Regions from separate parts of the Mus musculus genome. Here region 2 is linked to region 1. Evidence: chromatin loops called from intact Hi-C (ENCODE). Cell type or tissue: heart. All regions are shown on one strand.

What was found. Hi-C counts contacts between places; a loop is a spot of excess contacts. Peaks named below come from ENCODE experiments on the same cell type or tissue, not always from the same donor. Only the 100,000 strongest peaks of a DNase experiment are listed, where the experiment ranks them.
Region 2: a loop joins it to region 1, with 1.9 times the contacts of the local background. A loop is called at or near these places in 4 of 42 quality-filtered maps.

What each region holds. Positions count from the first base shown.
Region 1 is chr6:54,991,492-54,993,991 of GRCm38, reverse strand. Ggct (gamma-glutamyl cyclotransferase) reads left to right here and starts at 1,125. Exons shown (of 4, transcript NM_026637.3): 1 at 1,125-1,297. The coding sequence starts at 1,157. RefSeq lists a cis regulatory region at 891-900 and an enhancer at 881-910. In heart, CTCF peaks have their summits at 853 and 1,155 (motif pointing right); a DNase peak (open chromatin) is centred at 1,021; H3K4me3 peaks cover 1,534 bases; H3K27ac peaks cover 1,152 bases.
Region 2 is chr6:54,932,753-54,935,252 of GRCm38, reverse strand. Nod1 (nucleotide-binding oligomerization domain containing 1) reads left to right here. Exons shown (of 12, transcript NM_172729.3): 8 at 775-858; 9 at 1,610-1,693. Among named protein-coding and RNA genes, the nearest start is that of Nod1, 39 kb to the left of the region's middle. In heart, no CTCF peak of the experiment used is centred here; a DNase peak (open chromatin) is centred at 1,202.

The DNA of each region.
Region 1 (2,500 bases):
TCCCAGTACCCCCATTTCCTGCATTTAGCCAGTATACTTTTTTTTAAAAAAGCAAAGAATTGCTTCCTCATCAGCTATTTGGTTTTCAAAAATACAGTTGGTACTAGAAAGGCAGAACACTCATTTTCTTAAATACCCACTTTTTAAAAGTGATGAAGTGTTAGCCACTGATGGCATGGCAATATGGTTCTCTTCTCTGTTTTAATTTGGTTTACTTCCTGAAGGGAATGACATACATTTAGGGATCATTTTAGAGTTTCCAGTCGTTCTGCTCCTTAAGTTGTTCTCGCTTTGTCTAGTGAATGGTCTTTTAGGAATGACCTTGTTCATCTTGGGGTTCTCATTTTCTGGATTATTGTTCTTTCAAGAGGTAATTTTCACTCCCAGCTTTGACCTAAGATTCAGTCATTTCTCCAGGAATTCTGGCACCTGTCAGTGTGGAGTTGAATTTAGATTAATTTCTGAGGGCCAACGGCAGTCATTGCTCTAGACCTTCAGTTTGCTCTCCTATCTTCATTTCAAGAGCAACAACATGGGTGTTTTGTGTCGTTCTATTTTAAAAAGAGGAAATAGATTGCAACGATGAACAGAGTCAACTGGCTAGCAAATGGCATGTCCGGATCTGAACGTGGGAGAAAGACTACCCTGGTATGCAGTGAGGCAACTTCAGGTAGTGATCCTAAGAAAACTTGTAGGATCAGCCTTCCCATTCCAGGAAGGCTGAGGCAGGAGAACTGCCGCAAGATCCAGGCTAGGCCGACAGCAATTTGAGACTTGTCTCCTCTATACCAGGCGCAGAGCCTACCGCACCACTGGTTGACCTGGGCAATCGCCGCCAGGTGGGGAAAACACAGTCGCCAGTAGCCACTCTCGGGCTGTCCGTTAGACTCGCCAATCAGCGGCGCCTCAGGCAGGGGGCCGTACATCCGAGGGATGCATCCAATAGAAAAGCGACGTCAGTGGGCGGGAGGAGCTGTAGACAGGCCAATCCTGGTAGTTAGCTCACGCCGGCAAGCCGGCAGCCAATCCTCAGCGCGCTCTCTGTGCGGCTCCGCCCGCCGCTCTGCACTACCGCGTGGGTGGCGGCGCACTGCTCTTTTTAGCAGCGCTAGTCCGGCTTCTCTGTGCTTGACGCTGCTGGCGTGGATAAGTGGACATGGCGAGCTCCGACTGTGAGGGCCATGCGGGCCAGGAGGGGGAGACATTCCTGTACTTCGCCTACGGCAGCAATCTCCTGACCGAGAGGATCCACCTGCGAAACCCCTCGGCCGTGTTCTGCTGCGTGGCGCGCCTGCAGGTCAGTGCCGTTGTGCGGGCGACCTGGAGAGCGGGCTAGCTGCGACTCCTGCCGGGAACCTCTAGCCACCGTCGGAGTTCGCAACCCTCCACTGGCTGCCCTTTTCCACCGGTTATGAGCATCCCGTAAGATGCCTTTAATAGGTGCTTCTTAGTCGAGAACTAGCTGCTTTCTGTCCTGTGCGTACCTTATCTATCCCACAGTTCTGTGAAATTCTGCCTGTCCTTTCCTTCGGATCTTAGCGTCCTGGCCTTGAGACCTGGAACCGTGTCTTCAATACTGATAGCAATGTTCGTTCCCTCAGTAGAGTAGCCCAATAAGCTTTTAACTGTGATAAAATGTGTTCTTGACCATAGTTCATTTCCTCTTTAATACGTATTCTTCTGGCACTCAGTGCTGGGGTTACAAGGATGACTGAGCAGCCTAGCTATTTGGAGGACCTTTCTGGTGTACAATCTGATTGTGTGTAGGGCCCTTAATAATTTTAGCCAACTTTGATAACCTTGTCAATTCTTGATTTCAGGCAACAGAAACCAGCTGATTTCAGAAAGGAGAATGGGGAGGGGTGTTGGAAGGCTGTTAGAGAGCTCATGGATTCACCTGAAAGATTGAGTAAACAGGTGGACTACTGTGTGTGTGTGTGTGTGTGTGTGTGTGTGTGTGTGTGTGTGTGTGTGTGTGTGTGTGTATACACAACCAGCATTACAGGAGAGGGCCATCCCTGCTCTGGAAACTGGCCACACCTTTCCTCAACTAGTAAGCACAATATGGAACTGACTCCTGACTGCTGCTTTGCCACAGTTCTGCAATTCCTGAAGCCTAGAGTGGAGTCCCTAATGATCTTAAACACCAGCACTAATTGAGAGCCCCTGCGAGGTGCCCTGATTGGCTAAATCTCACCATGAATCCACGTCCTTACTTAGCAAGCAAGATGATCTGATAACTAGCTCCTAGCCTTTCAAGTTTCAGAAGTGGGAGTCACGCTCTGTACTCTATCTAAAACTCCAAAGAGTGTAGGATTGGAGTTCAAGTACGTGAAGTACAGGAAAGAAATACCACATAAATGATAAATTATAGCTGTGGTTAGCCTTAAAAGAGGACTTGCAAGGTGCAACAGAATATATGACCAGAGGACCTGACCTAGGTGCTCAGGAAAGCCTTCCTGGATATAACTTTTAAGCTGAGACCTGAAGGGAGATGAGG
Region 2 (2,500 bases), 59 kb after region 1:
ACTGGCTAGCTTCTGGGGCTCACTCCGGCCTGCCTTCTTACATACCTCAAGAACACACCCTACAGAGTTTCCTATAGGTCCATCTGATGAAGGCGGGTTCTCCAGCCTTACAGAGTTTCCTATAGGTCCATCTGATGGAGGCGGGTTCTCCACTGAGATTTCTCTTCCCAGAGGCAGAGCTCGATGTGAGACTTTCACTAGGCAGATTGTTTATTTTGCCCTCTGAGAGGTCTGCCTGGCCAGGGAGATCAGCTTCAGTGTTCTAATTATCCACCGAGACTGAAGTGGAACTCAGGCCCTGGTTGGCAACATTCTTGCCACATACAAGTAAGGTTGCTGGTGAGGTTTCAGCCACAGCTCCAGTTCTTGGCTTCCTGGGAGGCCAAAATCATCTCCAGTGGCCATCCGTTTGCTACCTCAGTTGATCCAGGGTGAACATCTAACTCCTGTGCACAGCTCTTCAGAGTGGCCTGGGATTTTCTTTCTAGGGCAGTTGCTGGCTGAGTGTCTCCCACTGGAGCCTTCTCAAAGTTCAGAGAGGCTGGTCTCGAGCTGCGAGCTGCGCAACCTGCTGATCTGCCTCTCTGGACTTAAGGCTGTTGCTGTTTTCACAGCTCTCTGTAACTGTAGCCCAGGGCTGGCTTCTTAGGCAGCTGCAGGCTGGGCCTGAGGTAACTGCTCTGGGAGTTGCCTATTGAGAATGAACCAAGAGGGCAGCTGTCATCAGCTGGAGGTGTGGCCGCGGAACAGTCCTTTTCTTACCTCTGCTTTCAGGATGTGGGGTAATCAGATTGGAGACGAAGGGGCAAAGGCCTTCGCAGAGGCATTGAAGGACCACCCCAGCCTGACCACTCTCAGGTAACGTGCCTTCTGAGATATGGGCTCCAGGGACCTGGGGAGGAACTGTTGGGAGGGGGTGCCTGTCTTTTCTACTAGGGCAACATTGATTGGCACTTGGCTTCTCTTGCTGAAGTTTTCCTCAGTGGGTGTGAGTTTTTGGTCAAGTGCATTATTCTTAAGTGCCCAGTGAACAACAGGATGACACGGGACACCTGAAGCCCCTCAGTTTCTCCATGTGGCACCCTTTGTAGGGGCAGAGGCTAGGAGCAATATTCAAGCCCAGATAAAACGGAAGGGACACTGGCAGGCAGGTTCCCGTTCCTTCCTCTTTCTCAAATGACTCTAGGACAGAGGGGGCCCTCCCTTCCTGTGAACAGCCATCCATTAGTGTCCTTGCCTGACCCCAGAGCCTTGGAGTCTTAGAGTCTTATAGGCTCTACCATGGAAAGGAGTCCAAGACTCCATGGGTTTCTGAAACTCTCAGATGGTCTGAGCAGCCCTGTGAATGCCCTCACACATACAAGCCTGGCACAGTCCTCTTTCAGAGCACCAGGATCCCTTGGCCGTCAGCTCAGATGCAAACCCTGGAGTTCTCCCTTTGTTTCTACAAGGTCTTTTCAGACCCTCAGGCTCCTGCTGTTGGGCCAAGCACCCCGCTTCCTGCCTGGTGCTGTGTGCAGACAGATACTTCCCAGGTGACTGAGTGTCGACGGCAAGGCCAACCATGGACAGGCCTGTAATAATCCGTCCCCTGTGTCTTCCTTTCTAGTCTTGCATTCAATGGCATCTCTCCGGAGGGAGGGAAGAGCCTTGCGCAGGCCCTGAAGCAGAACACCACACTGACAGTAATCTGGTAACATTTTGAGTCATTTTTGAGGGTTGGGTCTGGTCATTATTGCCGAGGTTGCACGGGTTATGAACTCAGAACTGAAAAGCACTTCTTTATTTAAAAGGTGAATTAAATCTCTCCCAGCTATTTCCACAAACCCGGGCCCACCACAGGGATGAAGCAGGCTTTGCCACCTACTCTCAGCTTAGCTGAAGGTGCCAGAAGTCCCCTCAAAACAGGCCCAGCTTTCACACGCCTGGCCCAAAGGCACCTCCCCTTCCTCCCCTCCCTCCTCCTTCCTCCCCTCCCTCCTCCTTCCTTCCCACCCTCCTCCTTTCTCCCCTCCCTCCCCTTCCCCACCTTCCTCCCCTCCCCTTGCACTGCTGTTCATCCGTGCAGCTGCCTCTTATCATTCCTCACATCAGGACTTGGCATCCATGCCCCAGATGGCTTGTCTCTAGAAACCTGGAATCCTCCCACTTAGTAAGTGGGTGTTACAGATATGGCTTTTGGGTACCCCCCCCATCTCTCTTATAGGCCATTTAACCCTTCACTTCCCACTATCTTTATTTGTGAGCAGGTTGAATTACCCTGCTGTGTACTCTTGCCTCCCCATACTCATGAGACCTTGCTAACGTAGTGTTAGTTACTTATTCTTTTGCTGGGACAAAAGACCTGAGAAAAGTAGCGGAAGGAGGAAAGGATTTATCTAGGCTCACGGTTTGAAGCTACTGTCCATGCCTCGTCCATGCCGCTAAGGATGGCATGGTAGCAGGAGCGTGAGACAGCTGTTCACACTGGGGGTTGCGGGGGAGCAGAGAGGTGAGCACT